Regions from separate parts of the Homo sapiens genome. Here all the other regions are linked to region 3. Evidence: chromatin loops called from intact Hi-C (ENCODE). Cell type or tissue: IMR-90. All regions are shown on one strand. Links, peaks and the distances in the headings refer to the core of each region. The heading gives the core; the rest is flanking DNA.

The links. Peaks named below come from ENCODE experiments on the same cell type or tissue, not always from the same donor. Only the 100,000 strongest peaks of a DNase experiment are listed, where the experiment ranks them.
Region 1: it touches region 3 in a loop (6-fold over the local background); 4 of 110 quality-filtered maps call a loop at or near these places.
Region 2: a loop joins it to region 3, with 3 times the contacts of the local background. A loop is called at or near these places in 18 of 110 quality-filtered maps.

The regions. Positions count from the first base shown.
Region 1 is chr6:119,538,859-119,544,606 of GRCh38, forward strand. No RefSeq gene overlaps it. Among named protein-coding and RNA genes, the nearest start is that of MAN1A1, 190 kb to the left of the region's middle. In IMR-90, for the core only: no CTCF peak of the experiment used is centred there; a DNase peak (open chromatin) is centred at 2,383; H3K27ac peaks cover 1,090 bases.
Region 2 is chr6:119,739,296-119,745,043 of GRCh38, forward strand. The region is part of intron 2 of LOC105377975 (a long non-coding RNA gene); the gene reads left to right. Among named protein-coding and RNA genes, the nearest start is that of MIR3144, 270 kb to the right of the region's middle. In IMR-90, for the core only: a CTCF peak has its summit at 3,083 (motif pointing right); no DNase peak of the experiment used is centred there.
Region 3 is chr6:119,145,973-119,150,972 of GRCh38, forward strand. It overlaps a transcript of FAM184A not described here. Among named protein-coding and RNA genes, the nearest start is that of FAM184A, 70 kb to the left of the region's middle. RefSeq lists an enhancer at 1,473-1,542. In IMR-90, for the core only: a CTCF peak has its summit at 2,756 (motif pointing right); DNase peaks (open chromatin) are centred at 1,529 and 2,749; H3K4me3 peaks cover 174 bases; H3K27ac peaks cover 548 bases.

The DNA.
Region 1 (5,748 bases), core at 286-5,285, 390 kb after region 3:
AACAAATCTACCCTGTGCCTCAGAGGGAGATACTGTCTCTATTACTCAAGGTTATTTGCTATACAGACATGCTTGAAAATATAATCTGAAATGAAAGCTGATATAAAATGTGCATAAATGCCATAGAGAATTGTTTTCCAATAAGGACATGCTGGACTTCTTGAATCTGTTAACATATATCTTTTTCCAATACTTACTAAATTTTTGACCATGAGTGTTTTCAAGTAATCTACCTGAATCTTTTTCTCCTTTCCTTTTGGGATTCTAATGTCCTGTATGGAGACCTTTTGATAATGTCTCATGGGTCTCTAAGGCCTGCTAATTAAAAAATATAGTTTTATCTCTTTTCTTCAGATTAGATAATGATGGCAGCTGCAGCTCCAGATGGCCTGCTGCTGCCATCATGCGAGCTGCGGCAGGGAAGCACCACCAGGGTTGAGGAATCCATGGAGCTGGAAGGGAAAAGCAACATCCCTGCCTCTTCTGAATTGGGGTGGGAGCTCCCCAGGTGCCACAGCAGCCACCCAAATTGTGGCTACAGACTTAGGCCTCCCACTACATGGAGCAGGAAGAAGCTCCACCCACCAGAGCACAACTGCAGCCTCCCAAATTGCTCTTGGGGGCCGGGGAAGGCACCCCTGACCTTGCAGGCTTGGAAATGCCTGCTCCCACTGCCTGGCTTCTCCCTGCTGTCATCCCTGGCTCTGATCTTGGAGCAAAGTTGGGGCCAGGCCAGGGCACCATGAATGGCAGCAGGAGGAGATAGATTCCTGAGCAGAAGGGGGCAGGTCCCTGTTGAGGACCCACCTTCAGGCCAGGGGGAGCCTGAAGGCTGGGAGCTGGGCTACCTGTCCTACAGACCAGAGTGGGAATTTGTAGTGTCTTTTCTGGGCTTCCCATGGCTGTCAATGGACCAATCAGTGTGTACTTCCTCGCCACTGATGTCCATAAAAGCCTAAGTCTCAGCCAGAGCTGAATGGACAACAGGAGGACCAGTGGCAGAGAGGAGCTACTCTCTCTGCTGATAGCAGGAAATGTTGGGATGACCAACTACAGAGAGGAACTACCCACACTAGGGCCTCCTCTCTGCTGAGGTCTTCAGAGACTTGCAGAGATGTCTGGACTACCAACTGCAGAGAGGAGCAACTCACTACAGGGCGTCCTCTCTGCTAGGAGCTAGGAAGACAATGGGATCACCTGCCTGCAGAGAGGAGCAACCCATTCCAGGGCCTCCTCTTAGCTAGGAGCTGGGAAGACAATAGGATGACCTGCCTGCAGAGAGGAGCAACCCACTCCAGGGCCTCCTCTCTGCTAGGAGTTGAACACTTGTCAGGACACCTGGCTGTGGAAAGGAGCTACACGCTGTGGACCTCCTTTGAGCTATTCTGTTGCTCAATGAAGCTCTTCTTCAATTTGCTCACCCCCCACTTGTCGGCATACTTCATTCTTCCCGGTTGCAGGACAAGAACTCAGGACCTGCTGAATGGTGGAGCTAAAAGAGCTATAACACAAACAGAGCTGACACATGCCCCTTGCTTGCCACATTGTAGGTGAAGAGAAGAAGAGAAGAGCTGTGGCCCCTCATGGATACCAGACCTAGGAGCTTTCCAAGCCAGGGCTGTGACTCCCTCTTTGGGATCCTGTGGTACCTGGCATGTACAAGCTTCCAGGCACCACTGCATTCCCCGGTGCCAGCTGGGAAGCTGCTTGCAGTGTACCTGGTCCAGCCACAGCCTCGCAGAGAGCTGGTGTCCATGCTGGCACCTGGGGCACCTGACCAGCTGCAGCAGCCAGTGTGTCTGTGCAGTGGCTGGACCCTGCGCTTGCTCACACACCCCTCGCTGCTGCACACCTCACTCACCCTTGGCAGGTGTGGAAGCCAGACCGGTAGTGTGAGCTGAGCACAATCTGCCAGGCTGAATGGGTGGAATGCGCCCAGTGGACCCTAGCAAAGCTTGTGCTAAGGTGCCACTGGCCAGAGGTTTCAGGCCAGAAAAGTGACACCCCAAAGATCCTTTAACAATAACTTCTATTGATTCATCTTTGAATGCACTGATTTCTTTCCTCTCTTGTTTCCAAACTTCTGCTGAGCCCATCTGGTAATTTTTTAAATTTCAGATATTGTTTTTTCAGTTCCAAAATGTCCATTCGGTTATTTTTTGTAGTATGCACTCCTCTAAGAACTCTTACCTTTCGTTCTTTTTAAATGTGTTATTCTTTAACTCACAGAGCATAACTATCACAGCTGCTTTAAAGCCTTTGCCTAATAGTTCCAACATCGAGTCATCTTGGGAATGGCATCTGTTTATTGTATCTTCCCTTGAGAATTGGTCAGACTTTCCTGGTTCTTGCCATGTTGAGTAATCTTGGCTTTTATCCTGGATGATGTGAATGTTATAATGTACAGTCTCTGGATCTGGTTATAATCCTCTGGGGAATGTTGATGAATAATCCTCTGGAGAAGGCAAACAACTTGCGTTGGTTAAGATCAAGTGTTCTGTCCGATCTTTTATGGCTGTGGTTTATATCTCAGTTCAGTTCTCAAAGCATTTTCAATGCTAGTTTGAGTGTGTGCCTGACATGAAAAACTCAGATGCTAGTCTGAGATATGGGCAGTGGTTTAAATCTCAGTTTATTTCTCAAAGCCTTACTGTGCTGGTTTGGGTCTGCCCCACACATGCACAGATGAGGAGTAAGCCTGAGCCTTATATAGATTTACAGATTTAGTAGATCTCCTTTTCTAGGTCTCAATATCCTGGGATTCCCTTACACTCTCCAGCATGCAGGACCTACTTCCAGGCAGAAATATGGGGTTCCCCTAGAAGTTTTGTGGCTGCTGCCACTGCCAAACCACTCTATGACTGGAGTTCACCCTGGATACAAAGTTGTGAGAATGAACAACAACAAAAGAAAATATTGCCCAGTTTTCTTTTATCTCTGGCATCTGCCTGATTTGTTTGCTTTTCAGAACCTTCAGTAGTTTTTTTCAGCATTCTCAGTTAATTGACAACAAATTTCTAGTTCTAGTTCACTAGAGGAGTGAACTTTGGTGTTTATATCTGGTGCTGGTTCTGAAACAACTCCCACCCCTTAACTATTTTAATGTGCATAATAATTTTCTCTGTAAGCTTCATCCTGAGAAGAGTTTTTGGTCAGTTATAGAAAAAATGGTGATTATATCTTTGCTTTTCTTCTCTTTTCTGATTTCTTGTCTTATCTTATATTATCCCATCTTTCCCTAAAACACACAATACCCTTATGTTTTATGCTTTCTAGTGCCTGTGATTAAAAATCTTACCTAGGCCAGTTCTCATCTCTTTCTTAGTATTTTCACCACTCTGTTAAGAATCCCATTTTCTGAGTAATCTACTTGAACTTAGTTATCAGGTGAAGCACATTTGGTAATCTAATTCTCTTGAAGGTGCTGTTGTCTGATAATGGTTATCGCTGCAGTCAGTGTTCCACTGAAATACTTTAGGGTATTTTTGGAAAATGACTTTGTATCAAATCTAAAGCCTCATCTCTGATACTAGAATTTTAAATTTCAGTATCAGATAATTATAGACATACCTTCATACAAAGTAAATCAGTAGTAAAATTTTACCCATATATAAGGGCAATCATGGTTGATTATTTATATGTGACAATTCTTATATTTATATTTTATAATAAAAACATGTATGATAATTTTTAAAAACCATGTTAGTAATAAAAGTGAATATATATTTTAGTAATGGTTTAAACTTTTAACTAATAATTTTTTGGTAATTTAGTTATATTTAGTAATTTTTAAAATTCAGCAATAAAATATAGAAATTCTCTCAGGAACATCTGGGATTATTGTTTTGTTATTACTATCATGACACCCTTTAAGACATCATTAAATACTTTTACTAAATAAAAGGAAAATGGTAAATATAATGAACTGTGAAAAACAGATAAAAGGCTTAATTATGTTTTAAAAATTCTAAAAACAACAGATTTTTCTACCTTCTCCTCAAGTCACCCAAACCTACCTGAGTGAAATTTCTAGGATGTAAATCTAATGTTACAAGTTCTCTTTTTCATATTGCCTGGAAGTAATGTATGAAAACATTGGCCAATAGCATAGCATTTAGGCAAAATAATTGATAGTCCTTAAAATTTAGGTCAGACATCATCATCTGCTTTGTAGCTTTTTCCCTGCCTTTGCTCAGAAGAATGAAGCAATTCACTGTGTATATATCAAGAAAATATTTATCATATTGTGTGCTAACAGCTTGTTTAATTGGCAGTTTCTTTCATTGGATTATGACTTCTTTGAAGTAAAAAACTCTGTCTTCCTCAATTTTGCTTCTTTAGAGTAACAGTAAATCCTCATTTAATGTCTGTCCAAAAGGAGAATGAAAAGTAGAGAAGGAAGGATGAAAAGAAGGAAAGATCATGGATAGCACCAGGGTTATTATGGTCCAAAGGAGCCAGGCATGGAACAGCCAAATATAATTCAAGTGAGTGGTAAAAAGTACAATTTGGAAATCTAGAGCCCAGGGTCCTATGACATGGCAAGAGGAAGCCAGTTTGTGTTTGCTCTGGGTTAGGAGGTAAAGCATTCATCCAATCAACAAGAGAGGCAAGGCAAGCAAAGAGAGAATCCACCATGACATGCCATGAGGTCCAGGTGGTTAGAGTTCAAGGCGAGCCAGATACTTACCACAGGAAACCATAAATGTGAAGAAACTCTGCTTTCAGGGGCATATTCTGACACAGTGGTTGAGGAGAAGGTGCGATGGCTGTTGGCATCCCTTCTTTGATACCTTCTTTAAAAACAGCTTTGGAGATTTTATTTCATCCCTAGACTTGGGTTATTTGAAAGAGTCTCTCAGGAGTCTGCTTAAAACAGCAAAGTATGTATTAAATGTCCAATGTGAGCAGACAGCTATGCAAGATGCTAGGAGCTGTGCTAAGCAAAAGCTCAACAGACAAAGCATGTGCTTTAGGGAAAAATAATATGAGGTGTGTGTGTGTGAATTCAGCTAGGCTGAAATAATGTGTTTCAAGCTTGGCCTGGTAGAAATTCATGTTGTGAAAAAGTCTTAAATTATATTGGGAGAGAAAATGCAACAAAGACTTGAAAATCAATGAAGGTTTAGAGGTTAGCGTAGGTGAAGCATTTTTCCCTTGTGCTTTACACTGTTTTCTTTTATCCATCAAGACATTGGGCTAGATTCTACCATATGATAAATAGAAATTTACTAACCCCATTTGGGAAACTAGTCATTCAATCAATTCAGTTAAATAAATATTTTCAAATACCTTCATGTGTCCAGTGTTGTGGCAAATGTGGAGGAGAAAAGAGAATTATTGGCATCATCTTGCTTTTGAAAATTTATTGGCAGAGGACAAATGAAGCAGTATGAAATAACAAGAAGGCTTATCACAAAGATCTTGAATGAATTTAATGAAAAGCCATGAAGAGCACCAGTATACAAAGCTACTTCTTGCTTTCTCAGATTATCTGTTGCAGGGTTAGTCAAGGACTTGGATGACCATTGCGATGACTTTTGAATTGAGTTCCCTGCTTGATTTTGCTTCTGTTCTCCAGCTTCCTTTCTTTCTCTTGAGTTCCTGGACAGTGCTGGGTAATTTGATATCATTGTCATGGCTTCTGTGCTGGTAATCTGGCTATGTCTCCCCCATTGCTGGGCCTGTGAGACAGTCCTAGGGATGGCTGGGCTTCCTACCTTCTAACTGGCAGTAGGAAAGTAACAG
Region 2 (5,748 bases), core at 387-5,386, 590 kb after region 3:
TCTCAGTTCTGAACTTTTTCTATTTAGCTCAGAAAGCTGGTTCCATTTCATTTTCTTCTATTCAACTAAGAATATAGATTTGGAAATTAACTGGGTACTCTGGGTTATTTCAAAGATCAAGAAAGAATTTTGTTTCCATTTCTCATGTGATATATACAGTTTGGAAGCAGGAAGATGATAACTGAATATGGTCATAACTAATTAAAATATTGTATTCAGGACTGGGATTAAATGTAGCTAAGGAGAAAAATACTACAGATGCTGGAAACCTGTAAGGCTTCTGAATTAGCTGAATCCCCAGCGAATCTTCATTATTGACTAGAGGTAATAGTATGGTATTCTCCTTCTTTGCAAGGCTTGAAAATTTATTGAATTGCCACTAAAAGCTTACAGAAGGTAAGGGAAACTTCCTAGAAGCAATTATGCTACATTTTGCCATTGAAGTTTTCTAAATTTTTCCCTTACGTGATAGGATTTTGAATGAAACTAAGGAAAACAAAATGTTAAAATAGACCATCATAGTCTCGTCTTGAATTAGTCCATACTCACAGGGTTTGAAAAGTGGCAGTTGAATATAGATGTCTCGGAATACAGCTTATCTGCCAAATGACAGATGGTTCAAAGCCAGAAGAGAAATGCTCCAGAAAATGTAGCTGAGGATAAGGCTGATTCTGGAGAGAACTGAGCAGCTGTTTAGTGGTTGTGCTATCACCGATCATTAGCATAGCCTCTTTTTCATTCCGCCACATTAATTTGTTATTATTTTCACTTTTGTGATGACTCAACTATGCCTTTTGTTAGAAAGGATGATATGTGCAGCAAGGTTCACTGAGTACAAATATTCTAAAACTATTATACTGAACTAAATATTTTCTTTTTGATGGGGGAGCATGAATGATTTGTATCACACATTAATTTAAAAAATTTTGAAAATGGATTTTTGTTGTACTTCATTATAATGTTGAGAGCATGTCATTGTGTCTTGCTATTAGAATTCAATTAAAAGAGGCTCCAGAGAAGTAAGAGAAGAACTTCATCATGTAGAGTTCATGAATTGTCATTTATGACCTTTCAAATTACCAAGTATCTAGTTTTTAATTTATTTGTTTAAGTCAACCTTATTGACATAAATGATAAAATGCACCATATTAAGTGTGTGTCAATGGGTTTTGACAAATTCAGCCACCCCTGAACTCCGCTCCCATGTAAACACCACCACAATCAAGATATAGAATGTTTCCATCACCTTCAAATGTTTATGTTCCTTTCTATTTAATCAATCCCACTGGAGCCCCAAGGGATCACTGATCAGTTTCCTATACCTATATATTAGACTTGTCATTTTTTTAGAGTTTCATATTAAAGGAAATCATATAGAATGTACACTTTTGTGTGTAGCTTCTTTTGCTTAACAAAGTCTTTTTAAAGATGCACTTGGTGGTTGTGTGTTTCAATAGTTCATTCCTTTTTATTGATGCATAGTATTTCATTGTATGAATATGTCACAATTCACCTATCGAAATACATTTGCGTTGTTTGGCCATTTTGAATAAAGTCGTATTGAACGTTTGCTTATAGGTCTTCATATGGGCATATATTTTCATTTCTCTTGGTTGAAAACCTTGAAGGGGAATTGTTGAGTTATATGGTAAATGTAAATTTAAATTTATAAAAACTGGGAAACTGTTTTCTAAAGCAGGTATACCATTTTACATTCCCTCTGGAAATATATGTATGAGATTTCCAGTTGTTCTATACTCTTGCCAAGACATGGTATTAACAGTTTTTAAAAATGTTGCCATTGTAATGGCTATATAATATTATCTTATGGTTTTAATTTGCATCACACTGATGACTAAATATGGTAAGCATATTTTCATATGTCATTGTATATATGTGTGTGTGTGTATACATATATATATGTATATGTATGCACATACATATATATATGTATACACACACACACATATGTATATCTTTTTTTGTGGAGTGTCTGTACAGATCTTCTCCCGTTTTCTTATTGGCTTTTTTGTCTCATTGAATTGTGAAAGTTCTTTTTGTATTTTTGAAACAAGTCATTTTTCAGATATATGTATTGTGAATATTTTCTCTGAGTCTGAGCCTTGCCCTTTAATTTTCTTAATAGTGTTTTTTGAAGAGCAGAAATTTTAAATTTTGATCAGGTTCAATTTATTGTTGTTGTTTTTTCTTTGATGGTATTTTGTGTTGAGATACTGATCTCAGTTAATTCTAGCACCATATGTTCCCAGTGATCCAAAATAGAAACGTGGTCATTCTTCATTTATCTCTTCTCTTTGTAGTCTATGTTGATTGCATCTTCTAAATCTCTCCAGGCTCCATCTACTTCTCTCCGTCTACTTCTCTCCCCCCTCACCTCAATTCATCTAGTCTAGACAATCATCTTCTATTGCCTGGTTTGCTGTAATAATGCTCTTGGGTGATCATTCAGAAATATTAACCTGATGACTATACTTTCTGCTTAAAACCCAGCAGTTGATCATCTTTGTTCTTAGAACAAATTATAAACTTTTAAATATAGTCCTTAATGATCTGGACCTAACTTACACTTCCAATTTCCTCTTTTCCTACTTTCTCCCTCTAATGTACCTCTGCTTACAATGTTCAACTTTTTAACCATGCTGAACTTTGATTATTTCTTCAAAGACTCTAGCTTTTTCTTAGTTTCATGTCCTTGGTCAAGCTATAGTCTACTCACTTGTTGTGAGTCTAGCTAGGCATCCTTTCCTCTGGGGTATTTCCCCTATGCCCAAGGCTGGATTATGTGGCCCTGACAGTGCTTTCCATTTAGTGGGGGCATACATAGACAAGTAATTATGTATTTTTAAGAAAGTGAGATAAGTACTATGGATAGAACCTTATAAAGGAAGTACTGTTAGTTGGGGAGTGTATTTTATGTTTCAAGTTATTCTTTCCAATGTGAAACCTTGCAGTTTTACCTGGGTACACTCTATATACTGCACTATGAAATCAGGACAAGGATTCTTAACGGTTTTGAACAGACATTAATCAAGGCCAGTGGGCAAAGTGGGAAGAGGCCCGTAGGGGGCAGCAGAGGACCACATACAACGAAAGTCATCGGCGGGGGCAAGTGCTTGTGCAGGGACCTCTGTAATTAGCCAGGGGGTTAAACCCTTTGCCCTTTTATCCTCCGTAGTTAATAAGGATAAAAGCTAAAGGAGTTGAGGTGTAAAAACTCACAAACACAAGTGCCTATAGAGATGTGACAAGAAACATACTTCTGTGAATGTGACCAATGAAAGACAAAAGGTGATGAAGGTCTGTGGCCAAGTTGAGAGTACATGCTCTACCTGGAGGCATGCAAGTGAATTCAAAAGCATGCAAATGAAACAGAGCTTTGCTAGGCAATCCACATGTGATATCTCTGCACATGTGCTGTGAGTTGGTTGCTCTGGGATGCTATCTGAAGAGGGTGGGAATGGCAGACCATACCAAGCCAGAAAGGAACCCCTTTTGAAGATGGAAAGGGGGCAGGAAATGTCAGCTGAGTGAGAACTAGAATCAGGACTCGAAAAAGATGGAAATGAGGATTTAGCTGAGGTCAATTATAGGGGAGTAAGTAAGGATGGTGGTCAATAGTGATGTGAGGGCTGAGGAAGAAGTGATGGAATTACTACTTATTGGGTACCTACTGTGTGTATCATCAAATACATATATGTTTGATGATATTATATATATATGTGTGTATATATATAGTACTATATATGTGTATATATAGTACTATATATGTGTATATATAGTACTATATATGTGTATATATAGTGTATATATGTGTATATGTGTATATATAGTGTATATATATACACACATATATAGTACTATATATATACACACACATATATATAACATACATAACATATCTATAACATATATGACATATCTATATAACATATATATATATAACATATATATATATCTTCTCTTAATTCTAATGACAACCCTTGGGAAGAATGAGTTATTTTCCTCATTTGCACATGAAAAAACTGTATCTCCTTATGCAAGTTCACACAGAACTCAGGCCTATCTAGCTCTAACTCCAAGTCTCTAAAGTAGGTGGGAGAATTGGTAAATCGAGGCTTGGTAATCAACCACAGGTTGGCAATAAGGTACTATTAGAGTTGTGGGCCAGTGCTTTTTAAGATTTAAAGTGCATCTGAATCCCCATGTAGGAATAAAGATTCTGACTTAGGAGGCATTGGATGAGGGTTGAGATTCTGTGTGTCTAATAAGCATTAGATGAGGCCTGAGATTCTGCGTGTCTAATAAGATAGATGATGTCCATGTTGCTGGCTCTGTAGATCTGTAGAAGCGAGGTTCCAGGCCAGGTTCAACTAGACCTGATATTGTTGCAATAGGCTTTATTGTACTCTCTAACTCAAAAGGCCAGAGTAGATTGAAGAAAGTAACTTTTATGGGGATGAGGGGCTTAATTGCACACAACCTAGTTTCTGAGCTGTGAGATCTTCTGTCAGAAGATCTGGATTTTAATCTGTCCTCCACTAATTCCTACCTGAGTGATTTTGAGCAAAGCAACTACCTTCTTGAAGAATTAGTTGCCTCATCTACATAATGAGAATAATAAAAGTATCTACTATGAAATGAATAGTAACACACTTTTGCAATGTTAGTATTTCGTACTGTCAAATGTGACTGATCAAGATCATGGCACAATTTTGAACATCATAATCATCATCATACTTTTATATTTACACTCTGTTGAGGATGGATATCTTGTAATATTATTAAACATATACTCTTACTTTTAAGTTTACTCTCACTTTCTAAACTTACTTTTCCTGGACAGTACTAGGTTAAGGCTCCCACTTGAAATATCTCTGGTCTAACCCAATGTCTTGAGCTTCTCCCATTTACTCTGAACTCCTCACTGCCATGTTGCCATAATTCCCTATTGGAATAAATAAATATATACATGTGCCTTGCAAATAATTCAAAGTGAGAACTAGAGAAGCCATGTCTTTGGCTGGGACTATCTTCATTTTTCTTATCTCTTGTAAAATTTAACTGTGATATTTTGGAGATGACTCAATATTTGTGATAGAGGAGATTTTGATCTGTAAAGGATTGGAGATTGATGGTTTCCTGTGATTGACATCTTTTTGACTTCTTATACTCCCTCAAATCTCTAGATCTGGGTAGTGAACTTCATCACCTTTATATAGGGCTGTTTTTAAATTTGCATTTGAGTGACTTTTCTTGGATGCAGCTCGTTGGAGGGCCATGAAATACTGTTTATGGAGAAGGAAAATTAATATTGTGGTGACTGTATCTGGCAGATTTTTACATCTCCCCATTCATGTAATCATTTATATGAAACTTCCTTCAGTGGGCAACAACTCACAGTTGAGGGAATTTGTCTATAATAAACCACTTGGCTTATGTTACATCAAATTAGATCAGATCAATTTCCTTCCTTCTTAATTCCTTCCATATCACATCAGAATGCTTCTTAAATGAGATGCCTGCAAACAGATCTGGATCCTTAAGGGAATGTCAAACTACTTTTAGGAAAGAAGATTTCCTTTTTGTGAATGATCAATTGAGGAATGGCAGAATGCAGAACTAGGTATAGGAAAATATTTGAGCAGAAAAATAAATTTCTAAGATATACTATTTTAATTTGTTGCTAAGTCACTTTATATATTTTTGACTCTGAAAGCTTGTGAAGTC
Region 3 (5,000 bases), core at 1-5,000:
CCAGAGCTCTTAACTAGTATTGCACAGGTATTTCCCCAAATGTGGCACTAGTACCACTAGCGGCATAGGAGACCATCTGGGGACAGTCTATGGGTGAAGAGTTTGATTTGTTTAGTTATGTATTTATAGTTAGGATTACCTTCTATTTATGACAGGTGATATTGACTTTTCATTTTCAATAGTGATATAATTTCCCTTTCAAAATAAATATAATTAAAAATAAATAAATAAATTTAAAGGAAAACATTGAGGAACTATGTAGGCTGAGTATAGATATGGCCAAAATTAATGACTGAAATTTGGGGAACTCTGTACATTCCACACTGGCCCGCAGTGTGCTCCACATGTTCACACAGAACAAGACTGCTAGAAATGAGAAAAATTATATACCATCTGCTCTTCAGTGCCTTTCCCGATTAACTTACGTGTGTGTGTGTGTGTGTGTGTGTGTGTGTGTGTGTGTGTGTGTTTATTTGGAGACAGAGGCTCGCTATGTTACCCAGGCTGGAGTGTGGTGACGTGATCACAGCCCACTGCAGCCTTGAACTCCTGGGCTCAAGCGATCCTCCTGCCTCAGCCTTCCAAGTAGCAAGGACTACCAGTATAAGCCACTATGCCTAGCTTAAATCACCCATATTTTCCCATTTCCAGATACTATTCATAATACAGTCAGTTTTGCTATAACTAGGGTTTCGGTGTCACCAATTGGCTCATATGAATTTGACAAATAAGGAATAATGTCAGCATAGTATGGGGGTTGTTGGTCGACATGTATCTTTTCCCAGATGAGAGATGCTGTAAAAATGGGAGTAGAGTTAAAATCACTAGCAGGAAAGGAATAGTCACCCTCTCCCCTGGTGCACAGATTGGAGCTCTTCCAACTCTCCTTGAATTAAAAAGGAGTGCCTGTACCCAGGGTTTCCTCCCAGAGATGTGCACCCCCAGGCTTGCATTTATAGCTCTTGCCCTTTCCACATGATAGTCACTACATTCCAGAAAAAAACAAATGTAGTTTATTATCAGGATAGAGCCAGGGCCCCAAACCCTAGTTAGAGGCACTAAGACATCCAGCGGGGGCAGTGGCAGGCTCTGTTTTTTTTTTTTTTGTTTTTTTGTCTCCCAGATGCCTACAAAATGTGCCACCCTAACATCAATACCACGAACACAAGCACCACTTCCTCCTCTTTCTCCTGAATCTGAAGTCTCTTCCAAGTTCCTCATCCAGTCATGACTAAGGCAGCAAATAATCAAGTTGCTTCAGCTACATAGTAGTGGCTGGAAGAGGGTTTAGCGTGGGTGCATCCTAGCTGTGGGTCTGATCGATGATACAACCTGGTATTAACCGCTGGGCTTCCAACTGGTCCTGTCCCCTTGAAGACTTGATTCTGACTGGGGATAGGGTGGGGTGGGTGGGGCCTTTTGCCAATTCCAACTCCTCATTGTTTGCTGACATAAGATGAGGGCTCCCAACCCCCACCACCTCTTGCCAGGCTGATCCTTGCTTGAGTCATAGCAGGGATGACTCAGAGATGATAGACTGAATCTAGAAACAGACCAGACCACATGTAAAAATAGATCTTTGACCCACTCTCTGTACCAGAGAAGGAAACCAACCCCCTTATGTACAATAAATAACCCAGGAAGTCAGCCTGCTCGAACTCAGACTTGTAGGAAGCCAGGCTGCTGTCTCTGGTGACAATCCAGGAAGCTGAACAATAACTTCTGTAACAATCAGCCAGAAATGGCCAGGACCTGATTAATAACGGACAGCTTCCCTAACTTTTGTCACCATTTTAAATTTAGGAACAACCAGAGAAAGCCAAATCTGTACCTACCCCTAACCAATCACACAGTGTGCCCTGCTTCCAGTTAGCCCACCTGCAGCTTCCCCAGGCCAACAGCCTCCCATCAGGGCACACCTCAAGACTTCCCTTTTTTTCCACTCTAAAGCTTTCCCAGTGCTTTGCCTGTGATGGGGTCTCTGACAAAATGCAAGTGATGGTGGCCAACTTCATTGCTATAGCAAGCTCAGAATAAATAGCCTTTGCTTTTTCTCATTTGGTTGGTCTTTGTCTATTTCCATGGAACCTATAACCTGCTTACTGTCAACCCACCCACCCTAGTTCCCTGCCTAGCAATGAAACTCCATACCTCAACTTCTCCTATATGGACAAGATTTCTTCCTCTGCTGGGAAGAAGATCGTGGCCAGGAGAGTGTCAGCAGAAGCACTTTCCTGGGAAGGAGCCCAGGCAGGGCTTGGCTGGACTTCTGGTGATCTCCTGAGTGAGGTGCATGGAATGCCTGTCTTCTTCTAAGAGCCAGTGACCAGGGAAGACTGTAACTGGGTTTTAGCTCCAGTTGCTATTTTATTTCCCAGTCCCACCTACCCCACGAGAGTTGGAGCCTAGCCACATTCTTCTCAGTGATGAAAGTGTTGCGTATGAACCCAAGCCCACTAGTATGGCCCTAACCCCCACTGGGTAAATGTCCTCTCTGCCAGCTGCCTGTCCCCACGGCCAAGTCCAACTGTCTGGATTCTCTTTGTCCCGCCCCTGCTCTGCCTGCAGGGAGCCTCTCAGCTCTTTCTTTCTTAACCCCTTCCCCAGCACACTATTGCTGCCAGCATCAGATGTGTGACTAGCCAGCACTGTTCTATAAGCCTCCCAACACCATGAAACTGGAATCATTCAGTCATCCTGCCAGGCTTAGATCCAGCAGAATTTTTGAACAGATTGAGAAGTGGCCACATGATGGCACTATAAATCTAGCAATGCCCTCAGAAAGTTGGCAAACTGCAAAGCTCCAGGGAATCAGGATCTGTATTTTTTTTTTTTTAATGAATGTCAGAAAAGTGAAAACTGGTAATGGTCAATAGCCCCCAGAAAATCTTGATCTTATTTTGCTCAGGATTCTTCCTGATCAATGGCCATTTGTTTTTGACACTTGCCAAACATTAGCTATCCCTCTTCAGCACGCATCCCACCGCCCAATGCTGTCTTCGCTTTGTACTCAACGCATGCACATTTCTGTTCTAAATAGTCTGCCGGTTGCTATGAACACAAAAATAGACACACAAAGATTTAAGAAAGATGGAAATGTCTTACCTAAGCATGAGTGAAATGATTTCTTCTTTTGTTTTGGTCCATCATTATGCTAAATAAACGGAAGCCTTTTCCCTCTTCACACGCAGAGCTGAGCCAATCACAGGCACAAATGAAAATTGCCTATCTCTAGAAACAAATCCCTTGGCCGTCCTGGTTGATTAGTCATTACACATTTACATAGCACAGAAAAGGTTGCCCAGGTAATCATACAAACATTTGATATTTTCCCATGCCTTCTCTTGGCTGATCCAAATTCTTTGGAATTGAGATTTTTTTGTGTACCCTTTTAAAAATGAGCACTGTGAGATTTACTCAGACCTCTGATTTTTTCATGTGAGTGAATCATAGCCTGGTATGCCCTGAGCTTTGCATGAAAGGCAGCACAGCACAGTGGAGAAAATACATCTTCAGGCTCAAGTGGTGATGGGTAGTGGCCGGGGGCAACCTGAATCCTGGCTCAACTCTTTCTTGCTTTCTTGGCCAGCTGCTCTCTACTTCTTTGACTTTCAATATGCTTATCTGTGAACTGGGATAAAGAGTACTGAACTTCTAAGTTTTTTTAGGGGACTAAATGAGATAATGTAATGTATGTAATAGGTGTTCAACCAAGGGTAGCTAGTATTCTTCTGAGTAGAGTGGATGACTCCAGTGTGTAACCTATGGCCAAGCAACTGAAAGGTGGAGAAAGTTCCTCATGCTCTTTTGGAAATCTCATGTGGTGATTAAGAGCATGGTTTTTTGCATCAAACTGTCTGCATCCATACCATAGTTCTACTATCTTTGTAGTAGATGCAATAGAAAAGCGTAAGCAAAGCTTTCTAAGTCTCACCGTCTTGGTTTGTAATGTCAGTAATCATAGCCCCTGCCTCATGATGCTGGTGTGAGCCTGAATGAGACAATGCATGTGTTAGGGGTTGGTTTGTGTCCCAGAAAACGTGTTGAAGTCCAAACACCCAGTACCTGTAGGGTGACCTTATTTAGAAATAGAGTCTTTGCAGATGATCAAGTTAACATGAAGTCATTAGAGTGAGCCCTAGTCGAGTGCAACTAATGTGCTTATAGAAACAGGAAATTTGGACACAGAGGTACCCACACAAGGAGAACACTGTGAAGATGAAGGCACAGATCAGGATGAGGCATCTGTAAGCTAACAAATGCCCAAAATTGCCAACAAACGATAAGATGCTAGGAGAGAGGTATGGAACAGGTTCTCCCCGACAGCCCTCAGAAGGAACCAGCACTACTGACACATTGATCTTGGACTTCTAGCCTCCAGAACCGTGAGACAATACATTTCTGTTGTTTAAGCTCCCAGTTGGTGGTGCTTTGTTATGGCAGCCCTAGCAAACTAATACAGCATGGATGTATGTGACCCAGGGCATGCCTCCTAGTAAGCAGCCAGTAAATGTTCGACACTATTGCTGTTGATGTGGCTAGTGAGATCTCCACTTTATCTTTTTTATTTATGTATTTATTTTTGAGATGGAGTCTTGCTCTGTCACCATGCTGAAGTACAGTGGCATGATCTTGGCTCACTGCAACCTCTGCCTCCCAGGTTCAAGCGATTCTCCTGCCTCAGCCTCCAGAGTAGCTGGGAATATAGGCGCACACCACCATGCCCAGCTAATTTTTGTATTTTTAGTAGAGACGGGGTTTCACCATTTGGCCAGGATGGTCTCAATCTCTTGACCTTGTGATACATCCACCTCAGGCTCCCAAAGTGCTGGGATTACAGGCGTGAGCCACTGCACCCGGCCACCACTTTTTCTAATCAGTAGCTTTGCACAGGAATATTCCCAGCTGGTTTCTCCTACCTGTTACTAGAACCCACTTTTCACTGTGATGCTTAAACATGTGCAGAAAAGAAAAGAATATCCAAAAGCAGATTTCGATCA